Linked DNA regions of Homo sapiens: region 2 is linked to region 1. A link is a loop called in an ENCODE intact Hi-C map of the cell type or tissue named here. Cell type or tissue: Calu3. All regions are shown on one strand. Each heading gives the region's core, and the rest is flanking DNA. Links, peaks and the distances in the headings are about the cores only. Region 1 has its middle 110 kb from the start of AGTR2. Region 2 has its middle 80 kb from the start of SLC6A14.

The links. Hi-C counts contacts between places; a loop is a spot of excess contacts. Peaks named below come from ENCODE experiments on the same cell type or tissue, not always from the same donor. Only the 100,000 strongest peaks of a DNase experiment are listed, where the experiment ranks them.
Region 2: a loop joins it to region 1, with 2.4 times the contacts of the local background. A loop is called at or near these places in 1 of 110 quality-filtered maps.

Annotation. Positions count from the first base shown.
Region 1 is chrX:116,272,539-116,289,121 of GRCh38, reverse strand. No RefSeq gene overlaps it. Among named protein-coding and RNA genes, the nearest start is that of AGTR2, 110 kb to the right of the region's middle. RefSeq lists an enhancer at 16,131-16,583. In Calu3, for the core only: no CTCF peak of the experiment used is centred there; a DNase peak (open chromatin) is centred at 7,811.
Region 2 is chrX:116,348,564-116,365,146 of GRCh38, reverse strand. No RefSeq gene overlaps it. Among named protein-coding and RNA genes, the nearest start is that of SLC6A14, 80 kb to the left of the region's middle. In Calu3, for the core only: no CTCF peak of the experiment used is centred there; no DNase peak of the experiment used is centred there.

The DNA.
Region 1 (16,583 bases), core at 3,618-11,617:
TCACTCAAAATGGAGTCACTCTGGTTCAAATGTTTCTGACACTGCTATATTATTTGTAACTACATTTATGGATATTTACATTTTTAAAAGTATATTAAGACACTGAAATCTTTAGATTTTTGTGCTAGATCATAGGGCAAGAAATTGGGGTATAATGGTAGATCTTCAGCACCTATTAAATTAAAACTAGAAAATGACTTAAATGGAAAGACAGCACAATGTAATGGAAAACACAGGGGTTTAGAACTGGAAGGCCTAGGTTTGAATCCTAGCTCATTCATGTAACATCTCCTAATTTGTTAAATGGGTGACTACTACTACTACTACTACTACTACTAACAATAATTGGAAACAAATTTGCTAAAGCATAAAAATGCAGGGAGATTTCTGCCTCTGCTTATGATGAAGTAGCTAATGCCAAACATGCTCTCCCACTATTAGAAAAGCCACAAAGTTGGACATGATGTAAAAAAAAATGTTTTAAGATACTGAACAATAGGTAGTACAGGACTTTGGTCACCAAGAAAAAAGAAACATACAAAGTGAGCCCTATATTCATGTCAGTTCTATGACTTGGAAAAATTTCTTGAGAAAGACATAAGAAAGTAGAACTCAAACAGACCAAGACAGTCCTGCTGAGCTGAGAAGATAAATATTAAAGTTCACGGTAGGATATTGGAGAGGAGGGAGCTATGCAGAAGGGTTCACAGGTATCTCTGTTTGAGTTTCCCATAAGTCACTGGCCAAGGTTTAGGATATAGATGTGTGGGGCACGACTGTGTGAGACCTAGCAACAAGAAATTGTCATGGATTTGAGAGTTGAACAGAGATTCTAGAGGTTGCACAGTGCTAAAAAATATCAGAGTGGCACTGTAGCCAGAGTGACAAGACCCCAATCCAATTCCTAGCATTCAGCTAAGGCAACAGAAAGGCCATGCATTAAAAAAGGGTCCATGCTGTAGGGTTACAGCTACTCTATAAACACACCCTAAGAAAGCCTATAACCAAGCCTCCACAAAACCAAGTAGAACTGCCAGCAAATTAACTGACTGCTACAACAAAATGAAACATTATTTAAAGGAAGAGAATATGCAAAATTGATTTCTTACAATGTATTATCCAAAATATCTAGCAACACAAATAGCTTAATATGCAAAGAAGGAAATGTTACCCTAAATCAAGAAAAAAAGCAATCAATATTAAAATATCTCTGTATACTCTGATTTTGGGATTAACAGATAAGGGTTTTTAAGCAGCTGTTAAATTATATTCAAACATATAAAGAAAAATATGATTTTAATAAGAGAATAAATAGAAAAATCTCAGCAGAAAAATAAAAACAATAAAGAAGAAACTAATTTAAAAATCTATAAATTAAAAGTTAAATATCTGAAATAAAACTACTTATTGGAAGAGCCTGACAGCAAACTGGAGTTAGAAGAAAAAGGGGTCAGTGAATTTCAATACAAATTTATACAAATTACCCAATCTGAAAAACAAAGAAAAAGATTTGAAAATAATTAAGAGCCTCAATGACCTGTGAGATAATGCAAAGCTCTCAAACATGCATGTAATTGGACCCCCAGAGGCAAGGAGAGAGAGAATTAGGCAGAAAGTTATTTGAAAAATAATGCTCAAAATGTCTTAAATTTGGTGAATAACAATAACCTATATATCCAGGAGCTCAGCAAACTCCAGTAGGCTAAGTATAAAGAAAACCACACTCAGGCACATCATAGTCAAATATCTAAAAACAGACAGAAATTAAAAAAAAAAAAAATAGCAAAGACCCCCTCAAGGATCTAGAATCAGAAATACCATTTGACCCAGCATTCCCATTACTGGATATATACCCAAAGGATTATAAATCATTCTACTATAAAGACACATGCACACGTATGTTAACTACAGCACTATTTACAATAGCAAAGACTTGGAACCAACCCAAATGTCCATCAATGATAGACTGGATAAAGAAAATGTGGCACATATACACCATGGAATACTATGCAGCCATAAAAAAGGATGAGTTCATGTCCTTTGCAGGGACATGGATGAAGCTGGAAACCACATTTTCTTCCAATAAAAGACTTGCATTTTTATTTTCTTATTGGTATATTTTGAACATTAGAAAATATTCATAATGCATATATCTGACTAAGTACTGACATTCAAAATATATAAAGAACTCTTACAACTCAATATTAAGAAGATAAACAACCTAATAAAAGTGGGGTGGGGATTGCACAAGACTTTTGAACACTTTATAAAAGAAGATATATGTATGACCAATGAGCACATGAAAAGAAGCTCAACATCTTCAGCCTTCAAATAAATATAAATTAAAACTAAAATGAGATAAAAATGTATGCTTACCAGAATGGCTAAAAATAAAAAGTGTTGGGGTACAGAAAATAATTCCCCAAAATATGGCTCTTTAGGACGCTAAGCACTTTGAAAGTGGAAAGGTCTCAGAAATAAGCCTCAGAACCAAGGGCTCTCTCTGACCTTCCCTTGCCTTTCTGTCTCTCTGATCCTCTTTCCAGAAGCACTGGGGGAGACTCTCTCTGAAATTTCCTTATCTAAGAAAGCTTATTTCCAAAAAGAAATGCATTATGTATTAAGACTACCTCTCTAGGAATCTCATCAAATAACCAGGAAAGGTCAACCACAGAGAAGAGAAGAAACTGGGGGTCATCATCACACTGAGATAAATGTTTCATCTGTCTTTCTGAGGGCAGCTCTAAGAGATTTCCTAGAGGGGAGGGGGGCTTTATCTGCATAAAAAGACAATCTTTGTTCCTATGTAATTCTGCCCCTAACCTTGTCCATCTAGCTTCCAAATAGAATCATGTACAAAATAATGTCTGTCTCCTGAGTCCATACATCTCTCCCATATAAAGACAGTATTTAAGCCTCAACCATAGGGCCCCTCTGTAAGTCTCATATTTTGTGTATCGCTTCTGTGTTTAGGCATGTTAATAAATGTGTATGCCTTTTTCTCCTATTAATCTGCCTTTTGTCAGTTCATTTTCAGTGAATCTTCAGTGGGCAGAGAGAAAGCTTTCTCTCAACCCCTACAAAAGAGTGACACTATCAAGTTGTAAAGTAAATATAAAATCTTAAGCCCCCCACTGACTGAACAGACACGCTCTTGGCCAAGGGGACCCCAGAAAAACCATAAAACCTGAATTCCCAGCCATGATGGGTTTTGGAGTTTAGGCACAATTGACTAGCATTAATAAAATTAGTAAAAATGGAGATCATAAGACTAAATGGACTCTTTGTGACAATAAAATACCAAATTATAAACAGGACCTAAGGCCATGCCAGACAATGATTAAGTCACATACCCCTACAGGTCACTCTGACCCAGTGTATTGGTTAACAGAATTACTTATCTTAAAACATTCCTTTCTGCTGACTCCAAATTTTTAGACAAAGCTTTACTCCTTTAACCAACTGCAAATTAAATAATTTCTTAATCCACCTATAACCTGCAGGCCATTGCTTCAAGATATCCCACCTTTTGGGGCAAAACCAACATATACCTTCCATGTATTGATTTATGACTTTCCCTGTAACTCCTCCCTCCCTAAAATGTATAAAGCCAAACTGTAATCTAACTTCTGCAGATGCACTTTCTCAGGATCTCTTCAGACTGTGTTCCTCGGGACATAGTCATTCATATTGACTCAAACCTCTTTAAAATATTTTGGAGTCTGGTTTTTTCATCAACAAAGTGAAGATGTGAAGCAACTAGAACTCTTGTACATTGTAGATAAGAGTGGTACAACCTCTTTGAACTATGCAAAATGGTACAACCTCTTAGGAGAAAAGTTTTTTTTTTCAATTTTTTTAATCAAGCTAATTACACATCTACCCTATGACTTCAGCAATTTTATATCTGGATATTTTGTGTACAACGACAAAAAGACTTGCATTTGTTCATTTGTTCATAGCAGTCTTATTTATAATAACTAAAACCTGGAAACAACTCAAATGTCTATCAATATAAAATTGATAAATTATGTCATATTCTATAAAGAAATACAGATTAGTAAGCAAAAAAAAAATAAATTACTGATATACACAATAACATAAATGAATCTCCAGACTCCAAATTAAACAAAGTAAATGCTGTATGATTTCATATATATAAAGGAGTTCTAAAACAGAATAAATTATTTTGTAATAATAGAAAGAGAGTAGCGGTTGTTCAAAGATGGGAGTTACGGTGGGAATTTGACTTCAAAGGGGTAGGAGGGCACTTTCCAGGATGATATTATGATTCATTTCTTGAGAGGAGCTAAAACTACTCAGGCGTATACATTTGTCAAGATTAATTGAACTGTACACTTAAAATGGATGCTTTTTTCTCCATATAATTTTTACCTCAATAAAGTTGATTTAAAAAAGAAAGCAGAGCATTCCAGGTTGAGAAATATGTGCTCTCTTCTCTCTTCCCTGAAGCAGCATGAGCTCATTTTCAGGCTGAAAAGTGATGGCTTTATTTGTAAACAAATGTCAACTTTACCTTGCCAAAAAGGAAGTACTATGCCCTCAAGGTACTTGAAGGGTGGGGTGAATGTGTGTCAGTCAGAAAAGGAGCAATGGATTATTAAGAACGCAGAGGAGGAAAAAAAAAACAGAGTGGTTTGGTAAAGATTTGAAGAGGTACTTTATGCATTGCAGAAAATATTACAAACCTATAAGGGGGTATGCCTGTGTCTGATCCATTAAGAAGATAATCTAAGGGTGTGGATAGGTAGGAAAAGATCAGAACGAAGTAGTTAGCACTGATGAAGAAAATTTGTTTGCTGTGAAGCACCCTGGATATCAAGCTGGAGCCATCTCACCGAATGCGTGCTCAAAAATTGGCCTTAAGCTCAAATTTGTATAAAACTTTTTAAAAATTTTTCATTTTTGGGGGTACGTAGTAGGTATATATATATAGGTGTATATGTATAGGATAGGTGTGTATATAAGGTGTGTATATATATATATATCCACCACCTTATATACGCACCTATACATATACACCTATATATATACACCTATATATATATATATATACACACACACATATATATATAGGTATATACCTGTATGTATATATATAGATGTGTATATATATATATATATAAAAAAAACCTGTGTGTGTGTATATATATATATATAGGTGCATATATATAGGTATATACCTATATATACACATATGTATATATAGGTGTGTGTATATATATATGTATATACACATATATGCACCTATATATATACTTGTATATATATATAGGTATGTGTATATATATAGGTGTGTGTATATATATAGTTGTGTGTATATATATATACAGGTTTATATATATCTATAGGTGTGTATATATAGGTATATACACACCTATATATACACACCTATATATATACACCTATATATATATACAGGTGTGTGTGTGTGTATATATATATATACCAGTATATACCTATATATATACATCTATTATATATATATATAGGTATATACATATATATATGTATATACCTACTACATACAGGCAAAAATGAATATATATATATGGTACATAAAATATTTGATACAGGCATACAATGTGTAATTATCACACCAGGGTAAATGGGGTATATATCACCTCAAGCATTTATCCTTCCTTTGTGTTACAAACAATCCAATTATACTTTTATAGTCATTTTTAAATGTATAATAAATTATTGTTGACTGTAGTCATAATGTATAAACGTTTTAAATAGGTACCTGAAGCACAAAAGCCCCTTGTCAAGACCTGTGTATCTTTTCTTGAGGTAAATTACAATGGATTTACTGACTGAGAGCTTGAGGCGAATCCCTCTGATATGTCTGGCCTAGTGCAAAGACAGGGCTGCTCTTAGAATATGGTGTTCAGAAACAGAAAATGCAGAATTCTTTTGACCCAGTGCGAATCACAAACCTCCTATTTGGAGCATCCCTCAGCCTAAATAAATAAAGAGCCAGTCACCCTCTAATTATTCCAACTGAGTTATCCTGTCTTGTAAATCACCCTCTTCTTTTCTAGATATCTACTCTAATGGTTGGTTAGTTTCTTGTTCCCAAGACCTGAATTAAATGAAAAGACCACAAAATTCCATTGGCAACTTATTAGCTATTTCTTTATAGTGTCTCCAGAAATCTTGGGAGAGGTATTGAAATATGATGGGAAAAGAGACTAAAACATCTGGTTCAAGTAAGATTTTGAAATTTTCTGGCTTTCTATTACACTCAAACTTCCTGGCCTCTATTTCTACATACAATTAGCAATTTAACTGAATGAGTTCTTTTGTTTTCTTTCTTCCCAAGAAACTAGTAATAATATTTGACAGTATAGCAATATACTGGGGCAGTGTAAGTCACAGTAAAGAGCTTCAGCTGGAGCTATGCTGACTTGGGTTTAGACTCTGACTTTTCAACTCTGCCATTCACACCAGCTCTTCAACTTAAATCAATTAATGTCTCTGAGCCTGTTTTCTCATCTCTAATATGGGAAAAATAATACTTAGCTCAAATGGTTGTTATGCCTATTAAATGAGGTAACATTTGCCAAATGTATGAAACAGCGCCTGTCATAGGGTAAGTACTGGGCATTGTAAGCTATTGTTATTTATTATAAGTTCTCACCCTTCTTGGATTCCTGAAAGCACTTTATCCTATTATCTTATTTCATCTTATTCTATCCACTCTCTTCCTGAAAGTAGAGACTCCCCTCTCTCATCTAAATCACTTATCACAGAGTATTACAATAGTAAGTCTTCAACAAATGGTTATTCTTCTTATCTTTATTAAATTGGATTTCTGAACATGTGGTAGAAAACAGACATTAAGATGTTAGTGGTCCAGAGGTACCACGTCTAACCATTTTTCTTTCAAGTGAGAATTTTGAAATCTCAGATATCTATTTGAGGACCAAGTCAAAGACCCAGAGTCTTAACTCAGAATATAGGCCCCAAAGTAGACATTCTCTGTGTTTGGACTGCGTAACTCTGTTTGAGCTTTGATGAATGATGGGCAAGAGAAGGGCCTTATCTCTGATTTTATCTCAAATCAAATTTTCATGTTAATCCTTGTTGATCTCTCTCATTGAGAATAATATTATCTCTTTGTTGACATCTTATTCTTTGCCTTACCTAATCACGTCTCAACCTGTTCCTTCACTCTTGAGTACCCCTCTACACCTCATTCCTAGCATCTGTCATCTTCCCTAACAACAGATACCCCTCTCTCTACATCAAATCATGATTTTCATTCTTTCTAAATTTCCCACATCTAACATCTTTCCTGTCCAAATCCTACCATGGCCAGTTGAAGTCTCCTGTGGACTCTGGATCATGCTAGATTCTAGATAAATTATGACAGAAGAAACGTCTAAGAATGTCCTTGTCTACAAAAGGCTTATGGTTTATTTAGGGAAATATGACAAACATGAAAAAGGAATTTCATAGGGAACTGTTTCAGCATATTATGTGTACAGGATACTTTACCAGACCTCAGAGATACAGATAGTCTAGGAGCTCTTGTTGCCTGCTCCCTCAGTGAGGAGACAAAATAAATATTAGAAAAAAAAATCAAAGCATCATCACTTACATTGTGTCAAATATAGAGAAGTATGAAAATGGATCAGAGTGTAAGAACAATTGTGAAAAGTAACTGATCAGGGAATACTTCTTAGAGGAAGTGGAACATAATCTGAACTCTAAAGAGGCTATACTTTAGGGAAATGCAAGGAGGAGGGTGTGTAGGGCATTCCAGACTGGGGAGCAGTGTGAACAAAGGTGTGGTGTCCAGGATGTTTGTAGGTTGTTTAGAAACAATGAGCATTCTGTTGAGCAGCTATTGTGAGGTAAGATTTTACAAGGCCTTGAATGCTAATTTAAGGAATGTGTATTTGATCATGTGGCTGTGTTTCACAAAGCCCTAGGACTCCTCAGAAGAGATCTCACATTCAAACACAGAGAATTAGGCCTGGCGTGGTGGCTCACACCTGTAATCCTAGCATTTTGGGAGGCCAAGGCTGGTGGATCATGAGGTGAGGAGTTCAAGACCAGCCTGGCCAACATGGTGAAACCCCCCCTGTACTGAAAATACAAAAATTAGTTGGGTGTGGTGGCACACATCTGTAATCCCAGCTACTTGGGAGGCTGAGGCAGGAGAATCACTTGAACCCGGGAGGTGGAGGTTGCAGTGAGCCGAGATCAGGACGCCAATGCATTCCAGCCTGGGCGACAGAGCAAGACTCTGTGTCTCAAAACAAACAAACGAACAAACAAACAAGAAACAGAATTGGTGCAGGTGAAGAGGGGAGAGCGAATTGAGTAAGGAGGCTGAGCAGGTGGGAATCTAGGACTTCCATTTTCACTTCAGCCAAACTGATCTTACTTTTTCTGTTTGATATGTTAAAAGATCATGTGAGATTTTATTTGGAAGAAAGTCATCCCCTGGTTAAAAAATTGAAAATCTCTGCTCTAGATATAATAAAAGCCATTAAAGAATTTTGAGCATAGAATATTAGAATTAGCACAATAGAGAGTTTATCTCATCCAGTATGTAAACAAAGCAGTAATCCTTTTTAAACATCCTTGATGTTCTTTCCTTAAACATAATTCCTGTGATAGAAAAACCACAACTTTTCATGACAACGCATTCCACCATTGGATACCTCTAACTCAGAAGATCTAAACATAGAATCCACAGATCCCTTAGAGGTACCATAAACTTTGACTGAAAAAAATATTATACCTTTATTTAATTTCTAACTTAAATTCGATATTTCTCTGACTATGAATGTAGGCAACAAAACTTAATCATATTATCAATACCTAAAAAACAGATATTTTATACCACTTTAAAATTATCACTCTGTCTTGCATCATGTATGTGAACTAAATAAATAAATAAATAAAATTATCGTAGGTATCTTCAATTTTTTTGAAATTTTAAAAATTATATTTAAATACAAATTATTTCCTGTGTAATCCTATGCATTTTATTTTATGCATTTAAAAACATTCTGAGGAAAGTTCATAGGCTTTACCAGATTTCCAAAAGGGTTCAAGGCACAAAAGAATGTTATGAAACTGTGCCTTATGTTTATAATTTTTTCTGTTAATTCAGAATTTTTATTCTAACATCTGTTCTTAAACATTTCTCCTCTACAACTACATAGACTAAGTCTAATACTACTTCCATGTGATAGTCTATCAAATATTGGAAGACAACTATCACATGTCTATAGGATTTCCTTCTCAAACTAATCATCCCACATTTCTTCATCTGTCCCTCAAAAGATATGTCAATGGGTCCTCTCATTATTCTGACCAGCTTTTACAACATGTTCCACTTGACCTATTTTCTTCACGTATTCTGCTTAAAGTATGGTGGCTACATCTGAGCAAACATCTAGAAAGGGAAGTTTTAGAGACAGGACTTCAAGTCTGTCTCAATAGTTTCAGTAATTCCTGTTCCACAAGTCATAATTACTTGAGTCCATGGACTGAGGTATAACCAATGTGGTCATTTACTCTTCTGGCTTAGGAACACCCTGGGACTCAGAAGAGGTGAGTTCATTTAAGGCAGTATACTAAAGTGGTTAAATGGGGCTAGACAGGTCTGGGTTTGTATCCTATTTCTACTGAATACTAGCTGAGTGACTTGGGGAAAGATCACTTGATTTCTGAAACTCATTTTTTTCTATTGTAAAATGGACGAAATAATAGTACCTACTTCAAAAATTTGTGTTGATTAAATGAAGTGACTAATGTAAAGTGCTTAGCACAGTGTCTGGTATATGCCTATTAATGTCAAACAAAGTAAGACAAGCATTACCCTCCTTTTTTATCAAATATTGGGCCCTGGGCACCCCTTCCTAATCTCCATATTACCATGATTCAACTCACTGAAGCTATGTATCAATGTACATCTCCTCTTCTCCCCCATAGTGGATTCCTAGAAAAGTTATCAGAAGTTGAATAAAAGAAGAAGGAGGAAGAGAAAGTCTTTTAAAATAGGAAATGGAGTGGGTAAGATAAGCTATGTACACATATTTTCAGCCTGTATAACTTCACGGTAACAAGTTTCCTAAGTTCAAATTCCACGATACAAAGTAATAGACCTTTTCATTTGCTTAAAGCTTCCTTCAGACTTAATAAAATGTTTCTGTGCTAGACGGCCACAGAGTTTGCCTGAAAATTCTTAATTTCTTGGGTTTATTCTGTATGATTGACATACATGACTTTGGTTATTTCCACATACAGGCTTTGCTTTTCCAAACAGAACAGTGACAATCATTTTATTCTCTCCCTGTGTTGCATTATTTTCCACAATGCCTAACACAGTGCTGAGGGCAGTGTCCACATTCAGTAAAACTTTTAATAACCCTTATTATCAAACAATCAAAAATTTAATGTCTCCTCTGGGCCAAGGCTTGGTTAGATGTTGAGGTGAGGGTGGGGTGGGAACCACATGGGTGGCAAATAGTTAAGTATCAGAGAGTCCCTAACCTCCAAAATACTTGGAGTTTCACTGTAGAAATAAATAAGGCAAATATAAAAAATAAATACTATACATATTATAGGCAAATTTCTTCAAATGTGAATTATTTTCTGTGGATTTTCTCTTGAAGTCCTAAAACATAAGTCAAATTCTAACTAAAGTAATTACCCTTCCATCTCTTCTTTTTTCTCTCTCCTCCTTCTGACCTCATGTTACCCAAATTACCATATTGCTGTAATATAGCTTAAAATAAAAATCTGTAGGGTGTATAACCCGCAGATCTCATTCCCTTCCTACCCCTATTGGAACATGTATCCCTCTTCATGTGTGGAACACAGTGAGATACTTGGGAAAAAAAAGCAAATTGCAGGATTTAAAATTTTACTCTAGTGTATTTTAAAAACGATTTGTCTTTTAAAATAGCTCTATTAATTCAACATATGAATCTGATACTTCTGGAGGAGACTTATTGGAGCCTTTGAAATCTCATCATTAAGGCACTTCCTTCTCTGGTAGAGCTATTCCAATTTTCTTTCCTCAGCTGTGTCTTACTTGAGAATTATTAGCTGGGGCTATCTTTAGTCTTCCATAGAGGGTTGCGTCATTAAGCACAACATAAGACTGTGCAAACCTAGGCATTTATCCGTAAAACTTTGGAGTATTAGATGTTAAATAAATGGTTGTTAAATGTAGAATAAAGGACATGAGCTGTTATACATGAACACAATAAGCCTTTAGCAAACACAACTACCAGAATACATAAATGAACACATAAATGACTAAAGGGGAGCCTTGAAAGTTACATGTTACCCAGTGAGGTTTAAGAGGCATTTGGTATGTCTCTTCTAATCACTCAGGGATGGCTTCTTGAAGAAGACAGGCCTCACGGGAGCTGCACATTTAAAGACTGAAGAGTCCTGAGAATATTCCAGATGTAGTACAGCTTGGGAAGGAGACTCAGGGGTGAAAGTAACATATTTGGATTTAGGAAAAAAAAAAAAAAAGATCAGTTTGCCAAGCATGATTTTCCCCTCGGTGTTCAAAGTAAAAAAAGGAAATGCAATCCATATGGTTTGGATTTATTTATGCTCAATTATGAAGAGCTTTAAGACATTCTCTAACCTCTCAAGTTTTTAAGCCCCTTTTCTCCCTGAAGAACAGGAAGTCTTAATTTTCCTAGCTTAAGGGAACTTGAAAACTAAACGATTTATGTTGGATTTAAACATGCGAGTTCATGAGTTTAAAGTCAGACAGATTTGGTATAATCCAATGTCCTAACTGTTGCCAGTGAGATATTTCTCTACTCTATGTGATATCTTTCAGAGCAACTCGATTTTATTTTGTCTTTAAATGGAGGAGAGCATATTTTGAAATAAGAAAATACAGGAGGTTCAGAATTTATAGCTGGGTTACTGATGGCTCTAGCCCAGTTGTAGATCTGAACAAATCACCTCCATATGCTAGCTATAGCCCTGTTCCCTTTTTCATTTTACATCTGCAGGGAGAAAAAAAATCTCAGAATATGTTAGTAAACAAGCATACCATTTGATTTTCAAGCCGAATGTAATCATTTTGATCCAAAAATATAACTTCCACACAAGGCTAGCTTATTTTACTGGCTTTCCCCTGGCATGCACAATTTTTAAATGTTTTTTTCTTTTTATCACTAAGCTAAATCTTTCTGTTAGAGATCATACGAAGGGTACTACTTTAAGGGATAATAAAGAGGGCAGGGTTAATCAAAGTGGATAATTAGACTAGTGATGGCAACACAACTACATGGTTTAGTTTGTTTTGTTATTGCTGCAACAGTTTACCCTAGATTTTGAGCTTTAGCTATGCCATCCCATTCTGCCCCTCATCCTAATCTCTAAAGAGATAGTCAGCATTCTAATTTACTCATGCATTTCCTCAATTTCCTATTCTGTTATGACTTTCTAATGTGAAATTTGCAGCCAGCAACAGGCTAACCAAACATGAGTAGTTGTGACCATGGGATATATGATGGCCTATTCTTTGTGTACAAAACATACCACTGACAAAGTGACACTTTCACATTCTCCACTGATTTCTCAGTCACTCTTAGGTTCAAAACAACAACAAAAAATGTTATTTTAATCTCAAGTTTCAAGCCCCTGTGTGGTCTGACTCCAAACAGAAAATTTTTCCCTTTTCCACTAGAGCAGCTGGGTCCAACTGTTCTGGCTGGTATCATTCCACCCGTCTAGAAATAAACAGTAAGGAGGCTTAGATGTAGGTCTCTTGGCACCCAGATATTCTCTATCATAAACAGGACTATTGCCATAGTTCACTGTGAATGCTATCTGCTTACATTGGCTAAAGTGACTGTTTCTTAGTACAATCATAGTGGTGCTTTGTCAGTTAGCCTGGGGTAGGGTAGGGGGATTGTGTTATGGAGTCAGAGACCACAGATTGTGTTATGGAGTCAGATAGAGACCACAGTATTAAAAGAAAGTTAACTAGATTGGTGGCTTTGCACAGGACCACGGTGAGTTGTAATAATATCCAATGCAAATATAAGTATATAAAGCATTGTTAAAACATGACTTAATTCATCTATTCCTAGGAACAACACTTTAAGGTAGATCCTGTTCTAATCTCCAACTTGACAATGAGAAAATAGAAGCCGAGAGAGGTTTAGTCACTTGCTCAGGGTTATATTGTTAGTAAGGTCTATATGAGAATCAAGCCCAGGTCTCCAACTCCAAGTCCAGTGTTCTTTGTTTTAGTCTACAAGATGCCTGCAGTGGAATAAATGTAATGTCCAGAGTATTTTGAGGGATCATACAATGAAAAGTAGATGATTTTATTCCTTTTTCAACTCATTTCTTTCAGGACATGGTTCTCTTTTGCTCAGTGTAAGTTTTCTTTCTTTAGTGAAATAGTCCACACTTTTAGACCATTCACACTTTTGGAACAAATGCTTACCAAAAGTCATATATCTGTTTATTTCATTACTCATCTATGGATAAAATTTAGCTCAAAAATATCAGGTTGTGTAAGAGGAAGATAAATGAGCGGCAGCAACCACAAGTCCTGAATATCACTATTTAATATGCCATTGTAGGAGTCTTTATCATGTATCCCAAAGAAAAATGATTATAGAAAAAGAAATGCAAAAGAGGGTATTTGGAACCTCATATCTCTTTACTTCAGCTCCCAGATCTTCAGAACACCACCCTCCCACCTTGGCCCCAATAGCGACCTTGACGGGAGAGGAAAGGGACAAAGAAACTTCAGATGGGGTTCTCAAGGATGATCTAGTTCAACTCAATCTTTTAAATTAGATGAGGGAGTGTGGTATAATGGTTAAAACACAGGCTCTATTTGTCAATTATACCTTAATAAAGCTGGGGGAAAATTTCTAAACACAGGTTCCAGAATCAGATAGACCTGAGTTTAAGTCCAGTCCTCTAGCACTTCCCAGGTGTACAGGCTTCAACAAGTTTCTTAACTTCTCTGAGCTATGACTGTCTAATATATAAAATAAGGATAATGTAACTATCTCATAGAGTGTTTGTAAGCATTGAATAATGTAAGTATTTGTAAGTATTACATATATGCATGTGTGTATTTATATATGTGATGAGGAAAAGTAGTCTGTGTTGAGCTTAAATACAGATTGAGGCAAACAATCACCCACACTCTCCTTATATAAGATTAGTATAGGAGGGAACCAGTTTTGTCATAATACTACATCCCTCATCCCTCTATTGTTTTTAAATAAAAAGGAAAAAATGAAGCTATCCATCAGGTAAAGCAATGGTCCGTGTTGGCCTGATGCTTTATGAAGTTTTGGGAGGTAGGTATGGAGGCACCTTAACACCAGTTTTTGAGCAAAAGTTCTAGAAGCTGGTTTAGAACTGCACAGCTATGGATACACCTGATGAAAACTGCAAAAGGCGATGACAGGCCCCAAAATATGACCAGCAACCCCATGAGCCCTTGGGGCATCCAAAGGAATTTGAAAATTATACCCCATTCAGATGAACAATAAAAGCCAATGTACTGGAATTCTCTTTGTTCTGCCTGGCATTTGGGGGTGTCCAAGGACCTGTGTTTTCAACAAAGATGACTTTATGACCGTTCTAAGGATTGAACAGATTCCTGCACAGGATGCCAGGTTTTAAGTTAGGTCCTCTTAATATAAGCTCTCTTTTCTTAATGTAAACCTATTGGCATTGCCATTTCTAAAAATCTAGTAGGTTTCTGGATATTGTGAAGATACTGAGTACATATACAATTGTGTAAATTTCATAGTGTTTTATTTTGAGGTGAGAGTTTTGTTATAGTTTATAAAAGATATTTTCCTATTCAGACCTCAGGGCTATTTTGGGACCTACAAATAAATGGGATTCCCAGCAGCCTCAATTTTTGATATTCAAAAAGTTAATAATCTTTAAGTTAAATATGATGTGATATTATTCAGCAAAAAAGAATGATTTTCCCTTTTAACTTCTAACAAATCGTGTATCTAATATTTAAAAGATATGGAAAAAATGTGATAATGTAATAGTGTGGGATAATTATGGCTAAAGAATAAAAAATCACTTCCTAAATAAAACACACACACACACACACACACGAAGAATAGTATAGGAGGCCTCGAGGATATAATATGTTTAGATAAATATTGGGATATATATAGTGCAAAAAAAGGAGCTTTCTGGGCTTCTGCATTGTTGAGACTATTATTCCAATATGTTGATTATTTATAGAATCTTACATTAAGAAAGAAACTTTCCAGAACATTTAAATTTATTCCTTCTCAAGAAAGAACCATATCTAAAACAGGCCAAATGCCTGAGGATAGTTGAACAACAGGTTATTTGGCTGCAACTCCAAGGTCAGTCTAGCTCTGATGGGCCCTTTAAATAAGGAAATATAATGATTTATTTATTTAAACAGCATTCCTGATTATCTGCTTTGTGTGCAGTGCTAAAGCAACAAGGTGGGGAGTAGGGGGGCCATAGTTCTTATGTCCATGAAACTCACATACAGGTTGCAGAAACATATATATAAACAGACATTTATAATGCAGTGTGGAAAGTATTATAATGCAGATACATATAAAAAGGGAACAAATAATAATGGATGGTACATTAGGGAAGGATTCAATGAGAAGGTTAGGTTTGAGTTAAGTCATACAAGATGTAGAAAAGTTCACCAACTATGGGCCAAAAGAGGGTAGGAAGACACTCCAGGCAGAAGGAATGACATGTGCAGTGAAAGATATACATACAGAACACTTTTGGATCTACACATATTTTAGGGTGGTTGGAGCTTAGAGAATGGGAGGAGATGAAACTCAAGAGCTAAGCAGGAGGCAAATTATGAAGAGATTTTTAAGGCATGGTAAATGGGTGAAACATTATCCTAAGGACATAGTAAGCCATTGAAGAGTTTTAAACAGGTGTGTGGCACAATCAGATTTCTGTTTCAGATAGATCATGTTGCAGTATGAAGAATGGACTTTAACAAGTAAAAGACTGAGCCAGGGGAACCAGTTAGGAGGATGTTGCAATAATATTGGCTTGAGATGATGGTACTCTGGACTAACATACTATCAGGGTACATGTAGTAAAACATAAAGCACAGCCCAGGTGCAAAGGCTTCTTATCTTATTCAAAAGACAGAAAGGTGCTAGGGAAGTAGTTCTCAGGAAGTACAGCAGCAAAATTTCATAGCCTTCACTGTAGATATGAATGTAAATCACATCAATTTTTCTAGACTTCCTTGAATACACAGAAAAGGTAGATTACTGGGGCCCTTTACTTTTTGGTTTATTAAACATGATTGTTACTGTATTTCTTCCCTAAAGTACAGATACTTCAGGTTACAGAACTGGACAAAAAAGCAAGACAGGATTAAAGTGCCATTGATTCTCACTTGCCTTTTGTCAAGCCATTGTATTTAGCTTCTCACCTTTTAATATGGCTTACACAACAGAGTTAAAGGAGTGGAGACTTTCACATTCTTCCCTTGGGAAGCGCCCTTCATTCATCTACTATTGACGTCAAGAGTTAAGGAT
Region 2 (16,583 bases), core at 2,927-10,926, 77 kb before region 1:
CAGGTTTGTTACATAGGCAAACGTGTGCCATGGTGGTTTGCTGCACCTGTCAAACCATCACTTATGTGTTAAGCCCCACGAGCATTAGCTATACTTATCCTGATGCTCTTTTCCTCCCCACCCCCTACCCCCAACAGGCCCCAGTGTGAGTTGTTCCCCTCCCTGTGTCCATGTGTTTTTATTGTTCAGCTCCCACTTATAAAAGTGAGAACATGCGGTGTTTAGATTTCTGTTCCTGTGTTAGTTTGCTGAGGATAATGACTTCCAGCTTCATCCATATCCCTACAAAGGACATGATCTCGTTCCTTTTTATGGCTGCATAGAATTCCACGGTGTGTATGTACCGCGTTTTCTTTATCCAGTCTATCATTGATGAGCATTTGGGTTGATTCTATGCCTTTCTATTGTGAATAGTGCTGCAATTAACATACATGTGTGCTTGTTTCTTTATAATGGAATGATTTATATTCTTTTGGGTACATACCCAGTAATGAGATTGCTGGGTCAAATGTTATTTCTGGTTCTAGGTCTTTGAGGAATCGCCATACTGTCTTCCAGAATGGTTGAACTTATTTACATTCCCACCAACAGTGTAAAAGCATTCCTATTTCTCCACAGCCTCACCTTCCAGGCTCAATTTTATGTCCCCACCCTTGTCTTCTCCTTTTTAGCTTCTCAACTACTAACTAGAACTTGTTATATGTCAATATATATGGTTCAATGTAAATTAAATTTTTGGAACATGCTAATATATACCGTCAATATATTGTATTGAAAAATAACGATGTTAGCAAGTTATAAAATATAGTTTAAGGAAGCTATTTCTATCAGTTCACTCTCATTTTTTGCAAATTTTAAGGATACGAGTTTCTACCCTTCCCTTTTGCACTATTGATGTTCCAGGTAATGAAAGTCTAAATAAATCTAAATATCACTGGCTCTGTTCACTCTTGATTAACTTTCTGTTATCCAATAACACATAAAGAGCCACACAGATCATTTAAATATGTCATAGTGTATTACACTAAACATTAGATTAAAAAAAAAGACAAAATTTTGACTCTGTGCTAACTACCTAGTTCTGTGATCTTTGACAAGTCAATTAACATCTCTGGACCTCAGGGTTTTTTGTGGTTTTTTTTACCCTAAAAAACACTGAAAAGTAATGAGAATTGGATTAAATTATTATTTCTCTACCACCTCTGAAATCTATGGTATTATACCTGACTTTGGCATTTTGGTTTTTTAAACTTTTTCCTCTTAAATTACAATTAATAAGATCAGAACATCTATAATGACAACCTTAGAGCTACTATTCTTATCAAACAACATACATGGTTACATTTTTAAACTTCTTGTTAAAATTCAAAGCCAAATGTTTAGTGTATTGAATTAATTACTCAGAGCCCAGTCAGAAGACAATTACCATTAAAAAAATGTGTTAGAGAAGTGAAAAGGCAAAAGAGGACACTGAGGTATCACAGATATGGTAACCTCAGGAAGCAGCCAATGCCTCCTAGGGCTGGGAGAACTATTAAGCCAGGGAGGCTTAACAGAGGATTCCTTGATGAGAAAACTCTAGCAATATTTTGAAGGAACAAGACCTGGTAAGATAGCGGGATGGAATAATTATTTGTAGTAAATACATCTCTTGCTCTCCACTTCCATTGCTACCACCCTAGTCAATGTCACTATCCTTTCTTGCTTAAGTTAAAAAGCAGCCTCCTACCTGGTATCCCTCCTTGCACATTTGCCACAAGCAAACCATGCTTTATTCATGATCCCAAATCATATTTTTAAAAAGAAAACATCACATTATGCTCCTTTGCTGCTTGAAACTCTAGAATGGCTTCCCTCTGCACCTGGAAAACAAAGTACAAATTCTTTTATGTGGCCTACAAGGGACTATGTGACCCTACTCATGCCTATCTTTCCAGCCTAATTTCACAGCATGTTCTCCCTTAATCTCTGCATTCCTACCATATTGACCTATTTTTCACCTCAGATCTGCTGTATTCATTCTGTTATGGGGCTTTGCACATGTTGTCCCTACTCTATGGAATAATTCCCTTTCTTTCTTTTTTCTGGATAACTCTTATCCTTTAGATCTTAAACCAAATGTCAATTCTTCAGCAAAGCCTTCTCAGATTAGGTCAGGTTTCTCTCCTGTGTGCTCTCAGGACACCAAAGCACACTTTACTCATGATGTGCACCACTGTTTGTAACCATACACTTATTTAACTAAGTCTGTCTCACCCATTAGGTTGCAACCTCCTCGAGGGCTGAATCTTTTCCATCATGTTCAGTATTATATCATCATGTCTTGCATGAAGCACAAAGCAGACAATCATCACATATTTTTAAATGAATAAATTAATGGATTATAAGACTTAGAAAGCATATTAGTGGTTGCCAAGGTATAAGGGGAAAGGAAAGTAGGGAGTGACTGCTAATAGGGATAGAGTTTCTTTATAAGTTGATGTTCTAAAATTAGAGAGTTGTAATAGTTGTACAAGTATGTGAATAAATTAAAAATTACTGAATTGTACATTTTAAAAGGGTGAATTTTATGGTGTATAAATTATATCTCAATAAAGCTATTATAGAAATGAAAAAATAAATTATTTGATGACTTTCAGGACAATAACTGGGTCTTATCATTCTCCAGTGCTCAACACAGTAGTAGACACTTAATAGGTAGGACTTAATAAATGTTTGTTAGAATATCAATGGACCTTGAAATAAGAAGCAGTTGGATAATTTTCCTAGTTATCCAGTTGTTAGAGGTCACCATAAATGTGTGTCTTGAAGCCTCTTCATTGATTTTTGGGGAGGTGAGAAAATTATTGCTCAGTGGAACAGGTCTTATATGCATGTCTAGAAGTCCACAAATTGGGCAAGAAATTCTAGTCAATAAAAGTCCACTCCAACATCATTATTCCCAACCCATAACCATATTTTTTTGTCTGTGTCCAGGGGCACAAAAAAAAATGCTTATACTACAAAGCAACTTTTATTCTTGCAGTAAAAATCATGGAGATCGTATGCTGCTTATTTATAAATTCCTATATAATTTATTATTTTTCCATATAAGCAAAATCTAAAAGCTGGATTTATTAGTTAGCATCAACTTGTGATTGAGACCACATGGTCGAATCCATTTGTCAGTGTGCCCTCTTCCCAGGATCCCTTGCAATACTTCATGTAGATTCCAGTCGCTTTGTATTAAAAAAACAAAGATGCAGACAATCTTAGAATACCTGGATTGTGCCAGAGTGCTGAGATATCTTTATATATAAACCTAATTATATACGGATCACTAAAAGTGATCACAACAAAATTAATTCACACTAGTTATAATATTCATCTTTAAATGAGTACTCACTCTATGCCAGGAACTATGTTAAGTGTTTTGCAATTATCATATTTAATCCTTGCAATAGTTCTGTGGGGTAGGATTATCTACTTAGATTCATTTTTACATACACCTGAAGCTTAGAGATATTAAGGCATTTCCCCAAAGTCACAACTCAAACTGCTTTACTAGTTAAAAACACAAAAAGAGAGTGTTACAGCTAGCTGATTTACTGGTCATTTGCTCACGGTTCTTTTTTTTTTTTTTAGTAACATAGCTCCTGCTTGCCTCACCTTTCTTCCTTCAATTATTCCAATCCATAAAACAATTATTACTTTTGCCTCTCCTTGTCATTGCTCTGGGAATGAACTTCCCATATGATATGGTCTGACAGTGTTTTCACCCAAATCTCATCTTGAATTGTAGTTCCCATAACCCCCACGTGTCATGGGAGGGACCACGTGCAGATAAATTGAATCAGGGGGGTGGTTTCTGCCATGCTGTTCTTGTGATAGTGAGTGAGTTCTCACAAGATCTGATGTTTCTATAAGGGACTTCCCCCTTATAAAATGAGTGCCCTTCACTGGGGACTCATTCTTCTCTCTCCTGCTGCCTTGTGAAGAAGGATGTGTTTGCTTCCCCTTCCACCATGATTGTAAGTTTCCTGAAGCCTCCCTAGCCACGTGGAACTGTGAGTCAATTAAACCTCTTTCCTTTGTAAATTACCCAGTCTTGAGTATGTCCTTATAGCAGCATGAGAATGGACTAATACACCATATAAATGACTATACCAAATAATTATTCTGAATCCTTCAGAGACATGATCTCATCATGAATGGATTTTAATTTCATGTTTTTGTCCTAGCAAGACAGTAGATAACATGTAATATTTGTGTCTCCTTCACAGCAAACACTTTAGAAAAGACAGAGAGTAGTGTGGCTCAATGGAAAAAGCCAATGTCTGGGGTTCTAGTTCCCAGTCTTCCACAAACTAGCTATGTCATCTTAGGGAAACCACTTAACCTCTCAGCTCCTCAATTTCAGATTTGAATAAGTTGAATCTCTTCTAACTCTAAATACCTCTGGCTATATGGTGTTTTTCTGTAACTGAAGCCCAGCTTTGAAATTCAAGAAATGAGATATAAAATAAAATAATTGTCCTTCATAAAAAAGAATGAGATCATGTCCTTTGCGGGAGTGTGGATGGAGCTGGAGGCTATTATCCTTAGCAAATTACCTCAGGAACAGAAAACCAAATACTGCATGTTCTCACTTATAAGTGAGACCTAAATGCTAAGAACTTATGAACACAAAGAAGGAAACCACAGAAACTGGGATCTATTTGAAGGGGGAGAATGGGAGGAGAGAGAGGAGCAGAAAAGATAATTATTAGGTAATGAGCTTAGTACCTGGGTGATAAAATAATATGTATAACAAACCCCCATGACACGTTTATATATGTAACAAATCATCACATGTATGCCCAAATCTAAAATAATTTTTAAGAAATCATTGTCCTCTTATTCTGACCACTGAGTAAGTAAAAAAACTAACCATATTTTTTCCATGGCAATCTACGCAGCTTATTGAAGAGCTAATATTCAGAAATAATAGCATCCCAATATAATAATAAAAATAATCCTTTCTCTCTTATTATAATCATGACATGATGAACAGTAATTACTTGGTGGGCATAGAGGATGGGAGTCATATATCAAGACACAGTCCAGTACATAATAGTTTTGTAATAAATCCTTGTTGAACTAATAAATGGATATTACTGAATCCTCCTAGCACATGTTTCCTTCTCATCCCCAATTGATCTAAATGTTATATGTTGCTTCCAAATTTTGGCTGTTGTAAACAGTGCTGCAACAAACATGGGAGTGCCGATATCGCTCCAATATACTGATTTCCTTTCTTTTGAGTATATACCCAGCAGTGGGATTGCTTGATCATATGGCAGCTCAATTTTTAGATTTTGAGGAACCTCCAGACTGTTCTTCATAGTGGTTGTACTAATTTACATTCTCACCAACAGTGTACAAGTGTTGCCTTTTCTCACCAGCATTTGTTATTACCTGTCTTTTGAATATAAGGATGTTAACTGGGGTGAGATAACATCACATTGTGGTTTTGATTTGCATTTCTCAGATGACCAGTGATGTTGAGCACGTTTTGATGTACCTGTTTGCCATTTGTATGTCTTCTTTTGAGAAATATATATTCAAATCTTTTGCCCATTTATTGACTGGATTATAGATGTTTTCCTATAGAGTCATTTGAGCTCCTTATATATTCTGATTGTTAATCCCTTGTCAGATGTGTAGTTTGAAAATATTTTCTCCCATTCTGTGGGCTGTCTCTTCACTTTTATGGATTGTTTCCTTTGTTGTGCAGATTAATGAATAAAGAAATTATAGTACTTATACACAATGGAGTACTATTCACCCATAAAAAAGAATGAGATACTGTCATTTGCAACAACATGAATTTAACTGGAGGTCACTATGCTATGTGAAATAAGCCAGGTACAGAATGTTCTTACTTATTTGTGGGATCTAAAAATCAAAACAATTGAACTCATGTACATAAAGAGTAGAAGGATGGTTACCAGAGACTGGAGAAAGGTAGTGGGGAGGTGTGAGGGGGACGTGGGGATGGTTAATGGTACAAAAGATACTTAGAAATAATCAATAAGACCTAGTAATTAATAGCACAAGAGGGTTACTATAGTCAATAATAACTTAACTGTACATTTTTAAATAACTTAAAGAGTGTAACTGGATTGTTTGTAACTCAAAGGATAAATGCTTGAGGGGCTTAACACCCCATTCTCCATGATGTGCTTATTTCATATTGGATGCCTGTATGAAACCATGTAATGTATCTGAGAAATATATGTATCTACTATGTACTCACAAAAATTAAAATTAAAAATTAAAAAAAGTCATATGTTCTTCAAATTCAAATTTAATAACTTTTGGACTTCTATTTGAACGGGCATTCTCAAATATGAGAAAAGCTGCATACTTCTGACAGTTGCCTATGTCTCTATTCTAGATAAGTTTTATAAATCCGTGGTGTATTCAAGTTAGGAGGTGTTTAATCTTAAGAAACAAAGAAAAATTGAGCCTGAATAAACATGATATAATTTCCACAAAAATAAGTCAATGTCTGTATTATTCAACATTATATCCCCATTTCTAAGCATAATACCTGGAACTTGGTGGATTTTTGATAAATATTTACTGAGCAGTTATGTGCAATACAGATATGTCATCTATTTCTCCGCTGATTATCAGGATTGATTTGGGATGTATTGGTAACAGGAATATTTGAATCAAATAAGAGAAATGCATCTTACTTTAAATAATTGGACACAGCTATTCTATATTATAGAGAGGGATCAGCAAACTTTTTCTGTAAGGAGCCAGATAGTAAATATTTTCATCTCTATGTCAGTATAGTCTGTCTCAATGATGCAACTCTACCATTATAGCACTGAAGCAGCCATAAACAATATATAAAAAATGGCTGTGATTGTGTTTCAATTAGACTTTATTTACGAAAACAAAGGGAAGTCTGTATTTGGCCTGTGGTCAGTAGTTTGCTGATCCCTGTTATAGAGGAATTTGTGAAAGATCTGTAATGTTATAAGTTAATTTATTTCATCTAGACAAGTGGTTGTCAATATTTCGGTCTCAGGACCTCTTTATACTTTAAAAATTATTGAGAACTCTAAAATGCTCTTTTGGTTTTATGTGGTTTATATCTATAAATATTTGCCATATTAGAAATTTAAACTCGGAAATTTTCAAAAGATATTTATTTCTTAATTCACTTAAAAAATAAACCTATTAATATAAATTACTTTTTCATGAAATGTGACTATACTTTAAAAACTGAAAAAAGTGGAAAGAATGACATTGTTTCACATTTTTGCTACTCTTTTTTATATAGACAGCTGGATTTTTGTATCAGCTGTTGCATTCAATCAGTTGTTTGGTTGAAGTATATGAAGAAAATTCAGCCTCACATAGATATGTATGTGGAAAAGGAATGACATTGCAGATCCCCTGAAAAGGCTTCAGAGACCCCCATGCCTTCTCAGAACACAATGTGAAAACTGCTGTTTTAAACCTATGAAGTGGCAAATGGAAGAATAAGTAAACAAGTGGCTTTGAATGCAATAGTGTTTTGGCTACAATAATGCTACTTATAAGGAGTCTGTTATTTCCCAACTGCATCCTTATCTCTCACTTCCTCAGTCACTCCAAAACTAATATTGGCACACCTCACTTGGTAGCATTACTTCAAGGCTTTTCTCCCACAGTACAATCGCCCTCTGTGATTACCTGATAGAAAGCAGAAGACAGTGCTCCAAACCAGTCGTTGTTAGAGACTTTGACTAACATATAAGGAGAGAAAAAAAAAAATTAAACAGTTAACTAGAGCTCAGAAAAGCCTGGAGTTTAGGGGGAAGAGGAGTAGAGTGCAAATGTGCATTTATTGCTAGCAGCCTGTGATTTGTTTTATAAATGTGAGCTTGTAACAACCACAAGAGAGGGGTGTTGTTATACTAATTTTTCAGAGTAGGGAACGGATACTCTGAGAGTTTATCTTCCTTGCCAAAAGTTATACAGTTCTTCTTAAGGCCAGAACTTGTTGTTTTATCTTCTATAACACACTGATACAGGTATTCAGTCAATGTTTGTAAAACAGAAAAGTCACGCTTTCGAGGTTAGGAAATTGAGTACCATAGAATTTCAGGTGGTTTGGGAGAAGTGGGATTTCTAAATGCTGAATAACTGGAATTAAGAAAAATGGGCTAATTAGATCAAGATATAAGCACCTATACAGTGAGGACATTGGACCAAATGATCTTTCATATTCTCTTCTTATTCTAATATTCTATAAGTCAGGAAGTTATAAATCTGATGTATATATAAAGTATCTGACCAAGGACTCTTTTTATATGCACCACTAAGGTGGAAGCCAATATTAGTCCTGAGTCCATAGCTATAAACTGTTATATAGATAAAGTTGCTTAGAAAATGAAAGAAAGGAATTATCATTTATTGGTAAAAGGTGAAAGATTTATGCGATATGAAGAGAAACTAGAGTAATTATCATTTATTGGATGACTAAGGTGTGCTACGCACACTATGCTTGGTACTGCTTTCTGTCATTAGTTTAGCAGGGAGAGAGAAAAGTAGCTATAGATCCTGGCTTCTTATTGACAAGATTTTACTGAGCACCTACTATGTTCAGAGAGTTTTGAATATGTGCTAAGGAGATTGAAAAGGTCAGAAGCATAAAAAATAAAAATGTGATTAATGACTTTCTGTCTGTCATTATGTTAATTTTGTATGCCCCTTTGTACTTTATGAAGAAGCTTTGTAAATATTCATTCGGGATAGACTAGAAATCCATATACTAATAGAATTGACAGGAAATAATATAAAAGTAAGTGGTGGACTGAATTCATGTATGAGATAGAGAGAAATGAATGAAAAAGTGTCAGTAAGTAGGGACAGGAAATAATTAAATTCAGCAATGCTCAGAAGAGACAGTCAGAGACTGTATGAACGTAGAAAAAAGGTCTCAGTTTCCTCACCAATAAAATGATTTCACACATAATTTTATTTATATAATTTTAAGATATCTTCTAGAGAGGGGCTAAACTTCATAAAATATGTTACATATCTATAATGTATTGACTTGTTCATATCATATTTCATTGAATCTAAACAGACATTGATTCTAAAACACATTATCATTCAAAGTGCCACTAAGAAAGAAAGGAAAAACACTTCCAATTGTAGTTGTAAGACACCACTAATTATAAGGTCCATTCTAATATAAAAGCTATTAAAATCTAAAAAATACGCATTTCAGAATTGATGAAATATGGCAATAAAAACAAAGAAATTTATAATTCAGGGATGAACTAATTTCCCATCTGTATTTGTTAAGTGATAGGCTATCGCTGAAAACTCTGGGGTCAAGAAAGAGAATTGAAAAGCAGTGGCATTGTTCACCATGCTATACCTTAGAGAGGCTCTTAAAACTATGGGTTGTCATTGTAGGGCACAATAGTAAAAAAAGAGAAGAAAGAAGAAACAAACACGGCACTGTGCTAGGCCACTTGCAAACCTAATTTTATTTGTTCCTCCTTATAACTCTAAGAAGTCATTATTATTATGAAGCTATTTGGACTTTTGGAAATAGTGTGGGATTTGTATTCAGGAAGACATGGATTGAAATCCTGAATCTACCATGTGCTGTGTGATCTTGGACAAGATACACAACATATTCTATGTGGTAAAATATAGAAAATAGTATAAAGAGAAAATGAGTTTCAGAAGGAAGGAAGGAAGGAAAGAAGGAAGGAAGGAAGGAGGAGTCCATTAAAATGAAAATAACACTGAAAAAAATTAATCTATTAAAGAACAAAGATCTTCACATTGGGTTAAAAATCAAAATAAGACAGTGACAAAAAAGATGAGCAAATAATTTTTAGATAAAATTATTTACTGTGTTTTAAGCAGCATGCAAAACACTTTATATGATGTATACACAATGTACATTAAACTCTGCGGCCTTCATAACCTTCAAACATAACATGAGCTGGGCTCAATTTAATAATGAGTTAGAAAAAGATTATGTAATTTGCCCAATGCTACAAAACAGTACATGGTAGAATCAGATTTTTAAATCACGTCTCTCAAATGCACAAGAAATAAACAAGGCTGGGTGTGGTTGCTCTTGCCTGTAATCTCGGCACTTTGGGAGACCAAGGAAAGAGGATTGCTTGAGGCCAGGAATTTGAGTCCAGCCTTGGCAACACAGCGGGACCCTGTCTCTACAAAAAATTTTTAAAAATTCGCCAGTGTGATGTATTGTGCCTGTAGTTTGAGCTACTCATGAGGCTGAGGCTGGGGAATCACTTGAGTCCAGGGGCTCAAGGCTGCCATGAGCTATGACAACTGCACTGTAGCCTAGGCAACATGGTGAGAGTCTGTCTCATAAAAAAAAAGAATTAAACAAGAGTAAATAATATAAATAAGAACACTAATAAGATTATTTATTAGATATAGAACATTGTACCTTACAGAATAAAAGTGCAACTTCTTTCTGATTGATTAGACTATGACTATTTTCCTAAAACACAAAATATACAGATCACATTATCTGACCACAAAGCAATAAAAATGAAAATAAACAAAAATTCTAGAAAATTGAATTATGAAAATAATAAACTTTTAAATAACTTATTGCTCAAAGGGGAAAAGAAAAAATACTACTTACAAGCTATACTTACAATAATTTATATTTATAAATGCTCTTTGTATTAACTATTAAGAGTAACAACATATTACCTAGACCCGAACTCAAAAGAGCAAACAAAAGACAAAACAGATCCAAGGAAAACAGAAATACTTAGAAAAGATTAAATCATAAACATATGATTTAGAGAGCAGAAAAAAACAATAAGTACTATAATATGTAGTTCTGTGAAAATTCCAGTAAAATGTATAATGCTCTCGCTAGCCTAGTCAAGTATATTATACAAAAATATCAAATATGCAAAGTAAGGAATGAGAAAAGGAATATACACATAGCTATGTAGGCAATTAAAAAGCAAAAGATAAAACTTCTAGGAAAAATAACAAGTGCACAAGGAAGAAAAGTTTAAGTCCTATTAAAAACATAAAAATAACTTAATCAATATATACCTTGTTTGTGGATAAATATAAATAAATTTAACGATATGTCTTGTTTATGAACAGGAAATAAAATCTCCTAAAAGAATCTCAATACAAATACTGAGAGCATATTTTTGGAACTAGGTAAGCTGGTTCTGCAGGTTAAAAAAAAGTACATGATTATACCCAAGAAAATACCCAGGATAGTAAAGGCTAAACTTACCTTATCTAAAATGTATCATAAAGCTACAGTAATTAAAACATTTTTATACTGTGATTAAGGGACGGACACAGTGGTGAAACACAAGAGAGGGTACAGAAATAAATGTAAATGGCATAGGTATTTAGTCTCGGACATGTTAATTAAAATCAGTGGATAAATGGTGGAATGTCAAATAAATTATGTTGGAAGAGCTGACTGCCTTTGTGAGAAAAAATACAGCTATGTATTTAACAAGTGTCTTACGCCAAAATAAATACCAAATGGATCAAAAATGTAAATGTCAATGTAAAACTCAAAATGTATATACCATAATCAAAAATAAAGGTCAAATTACAGAATGGAGGAAATAAGTGATATTCATGACAGATAAAATATTTTAATTAAAAAAATAGAAAAAGGGGAATATATGTGGACAGGTAGTTGATTTTTTAAAATAATAAATAATATTTAAAGATCATTCGCCTCATGTCAGGGATCTTCTAAGAATTTTACATATGCATGATTAATTTCTTCTATTCTTAAACTACCCTTTGAGGTGTATATTATAATTTTTCCAATTGTAAAGATGAAGAAACTAAGGCATGGATGGAGAAGTTAAGTAATGTTTTCCAGCTTCATCGGGGAGTTAAGATATGATATGCTTTTAGCCAACATACTATATTGCTTCTCGTGGTTTATAACTGTTAAGTGATATTAAGCTTCACCCACAATCAAAGAAAGGTGAATTTAAATAAATAATTTTTCATATTTGCAAGGATTAAAATGTTTGAGAAATATAGTGTTGGTGAGGGTGTGAGGGAACAAGTATGTTCATACCATCTGTCTGAGGCACAATACAACTTTACAGAGTTTATAGAGAAAACAGCTATTGGGCAGGTCCAAACCAGAAGTGCTTCAGGGTCTCTGCTGAGAGAACACAAAGGGAAAATTTTAAAAGATAAACATAAACTAAAGCAAAGAAAATATTTGATTCATTAGTTTTACAGTTGCCTTATTTGGCCTCTACTGCTGTAAAGTTCCCTTAGATAGGTTTGTTGTAGACTTCTGATTGGTAGAGCTTAGGTTTCATTTTTCTTTGATATAGGCCATCATAAGAAATTGTCCAAGTTCCTCTTACATTTGTGAATCAAGCAAGGTTAGGATCACTGATGAGACCTAACTAGCTTTGTCTATGTAGGGATTTTTTAGGCCTGGACTCCATTTTAATTTACTTTAACAAAACTTATTAGGATTTTGAAATTGTTACTTTGGAAGGCAGGCATTATATATCAACATTTAAACTTCACAGATTCCTTGACCCAGAAGTTTCACTAAAAATTTCACTCTAGGAATTTATCCTAGAGAAGTGAGGCCTTGCCATAAACAAATTTAAACTACAGCATTTCAATTCCCCAACTTCCCTTTACTAGACCAAAATTGAGTTTGCCCTCTCTAGCTCCAGGAAAAGGGAAGCCACAACTAAAATGCAAAGAGAAACAAAATTAATTAATTCCTGTAATTTTAACTTTCAGGGGCCCAGGTCACAGCAATTTAAGGGATTTTAAAGGATAATTTTGCCCAAATATAATTTTACCTTAAGTGCTGACATTAGAACATAGGAACCAACCCCTCCACAATATGATGAGACACCAATGTACTGTGCAATAAATTTTAAAATCATATCATAATTAATTATTTTTCTTAACACAATTTAAACTGCTAAAATAAATTGAAAACAAATTTTTAGAAACCTGAATATAAAATAATAAGAGAAGCAAAAAATAATTATCAGAAAACTACCCCCTATAAAGTACTAAGTTCTGATGTTCCTGGCCTTGGACCACATGATTGCCTAGACAGAATTTCCCATACCTCCTACCATGGTTAGGGTACCAGCCCATTCTCACCCTGCTGTGAAGAAGTACCTGAGACTGGGTAATTTATAAAGAAAAGAGGTTTAATTGACTCACAGTTCTACATGGCTGGGTCAGCCTCAGGAAACTTACAATCACGGTGGAAGGTGAAGGGGAAGAAAGTACCTTCTTCACAAGGTGGCAGGAGAGACAGAGCACACAGGGAAAACTGCCACTTTTAAACCATCTGATCTCATGAGAACTCCCTTAATATCACCAGAAGGGTATGGAGGAAACTGCCTCCACGATCCAATCACCTCCCACCAGGTCCCTCTGACGTGGGGATTATGGGGGTTACAATTCAAGATGAGATTTGGGTGGGGACACAAAACCAAACAATATCATTCCATCCCTGGCCCCTCCAAAATCTCATGTCCTTTTCATATTTCAAAACCAATCACGCCTTCCCAACAGTCCCCCAAAACCTTAACTCATTGCAGCATTAACTCTAAAGCCTAAGTCCAAAGTCTCATCTGAGACAAGGCAAATCCCTTCTGCCTATGAGCCTGCAAAACCAAAAACAAGTTAGTTACTTCCAAGATACAATGGGGATACAGGCATTAGTTAAGTGATCCCTTTCCAAATGGGAGAAATTGGCCAAAACAAAGGAGCCACAGGCCGCATGCACATCTGAAACCTGGCAAGGCACTCATTAAATCTTAAAGCTCCAAAATAATCTCCTTTGATTTCATGTCTCACATCCAGGGCATGCTGATGCAAAGGGTGGGCTCCCAAGGCAGCTCTGCCCCTGTGGCTCTGCAGGGTTTAGTCCCCATGGCTACTTTCATGGGCTGGCATTGAGTACCTGTGGTTTTTCCAGGCACAGTGAAATCTCTCAGTGGATTTACCATCCTGGGGTCTGGAGGACAGCAGCCCTCTTCTCACAGGCATTGTGCCAGTGGGGCACTGTGTGGGAGCTCCAACCCCACGTTTCCCTAGGCAGAGGTTCCCAACCCTCAATTCTTGCCGTCTGCACACCCAGAGGCTCAACACCATGTAGAAATTCCCAAGCCTTGGGGATTGCAACTACAGAAGCAATGGCCTGAGCTGTTCATGGGCCCCCTTTAGCAATGGCTGCAGCTGGAGCAGCTGGGACACAGGGCACAATGTCCTAAGGCCGCACAGAGCAGCAGGGCCCTGGGCTCAGCCCACAAAACCATTTTTCCCCATAGGCCTCTGGGTCTGTGATGGGAGGGTGATATGGTTTACCTCCATGTCCCCATCCAAATCTCTTCTCAAATTGTAATCCTCAGGTGTCCAGGGGGGGATCAGGTGGGATGTGATTGGATCATGGGGGAGGTTTCCCTCATGCTGTTCTTGTGATACTGAAGGAGTTCTCACCCCAGGATCTAATCACCTCCCCTCAGGTCTCTCCCTTGACACGTGGGGATTACAATTCGAGACAAGATTTGGGTTGGAACACAGAGCAAAACCATAACATATATAGTCTTTCTCTCTATATATATATAGTCTCTCTCTCTCTCTCTCTCTCTATATATATATATATATATATATATATACACATATATATATATAGTCTATAAGAAACCACCTTTGGCTGACTCAGAATGTGAATAGCTTTGTTTTCACAGAGAAACTGAAAGAAAGTGAAGCCTTATTAAAATACTCAAGTTCATTTAAGGATAAGCACAAGAATAATAACATAGTTTGATATTCAACTTAGAAATTATATGTTTTAACTCTTAGGTTCCCTATTACTTGAAAAATTGTATCAATTGTCCTTCCCTTGATTCTCTATTCTCTCATCCAGGTTCTATGTGAATCTCTTTGTGAAGTGGACATCAAAATGTAAAAATAGAACTGCCCGTTAGCTACATTAATGAGATTGGAATTGGGGAGAAATATCAAAAAGAGAGATCAAGATATGAGAATCAGTTGCATAAAACTGATAATTGAAGCCATTAGAATGGCTTAAGTTTCTCAGAGAGTGAAAAGCCAACAAACAAAAAGATTAGGACTGCAGGTCTCCAATAGTTAAGAAGGGGAACAGGAAAGTAATAGTGAAGGAGACAGAAAAATTAGCAGAGATAGGTAAAGGAAAAGGATAGTGCAGTGATGAGAATGAAAAAAAAAGACAGAGGAAAAGAGTTAAATACATAAAATATCTGGCAACCTTAGAGAAGGCTATTTCAATGGAATGGCAAGGGTAGAAGTCATCTGTTAAAAAAAAAAAGAAGAAAAGTGGAGAAGAAATGGAGACAGGCAGCATGTATTGACTCTATAATTGAGTTTGTCAAAGAAAAGAAAGAGATAAATATAGTTGTAGATAGCAGGGTTAAATGGCATGAGCTGACTATCAGTTGATTGTCACTTGAGGAAGCATATGCCAGTATGGAGAGATAGTTGGGTTATTAGAAATAGTGGTTCATTTGGTAGAGGGTTTTGTATTAGAAATTCAGTTAGTCCTCAATTTAGAAGCTTGCAGATACTTTCACCTGGGGAGTCTAAACCCAGAATGAGTTACTTCCTGAAACTCATCCCTCAGGAAAGCATTGAATCAATCCACATCCCAGGTTTTCATTCCAACTGACCCTGTATGTCCCAAAACTAAACCTCAGCCTTCAATTGAGGCACTAATTTGGTGGCTTGATGTCTTAATATTTCCTTGGATCACTGAACACCTCCTTGAGTACAGTTCTAGAACGTTTATAGCTACATCCAGTGGGCTATCCTAGGATAGATAGGATTTGTCCTAATTTTGCTCACCCATCAATAGATTAATCAGAAATCTCAACCTTACTTTTTAAGTGAAGACATCTATTAGCTTTAATTTCATATACACCAGGTCTGAGTCTAGAAGCTGTCAAGTTGAAAAAAAAGTTCAATTTTCCTAGGCTTTGAAATGGCTTTGATTTCACATTGTCCTCTGCTAGCTGAAGAACCTGACCCATTAAGTCTGCTTGTCTCCTGATGGTGACAATGAATTCTTCCATTCCACAGCATTGGATTGTCACAAGCTACCAAAAATGCACGGTAAACTACAAATTACATGGCATGTCCAAGGAAGGGCCAGCAGGAATCATGCCCAAGGAGCTACTTAGATTTGACCTGGGCAGTAGGGATTGTGACTAAATGGTGAACTAACCCTTTCTGATACAATGGCTTTAGGTCTGTTGTAGCACTTAGCACAGGATAGGGCACATCATATGAAGTTCATATTTGCATTGAAGCTGAGCTGAAGTTTAATTTCATCATTCAGCTGAACATAAAAATAAATAAAATTGCACCTATGTCCAAAACAAGTCAGGAAAACCTGATTAAAAGCAGCAATTAGCTATTTGAATTCTCATTTAATCATATAAAAACCTATTTGAGAGTGCAGACAGAGACTTCTTTTCAGGAGAGAAATACATAAATAAGGGTTTAAACATTTGAGTGGT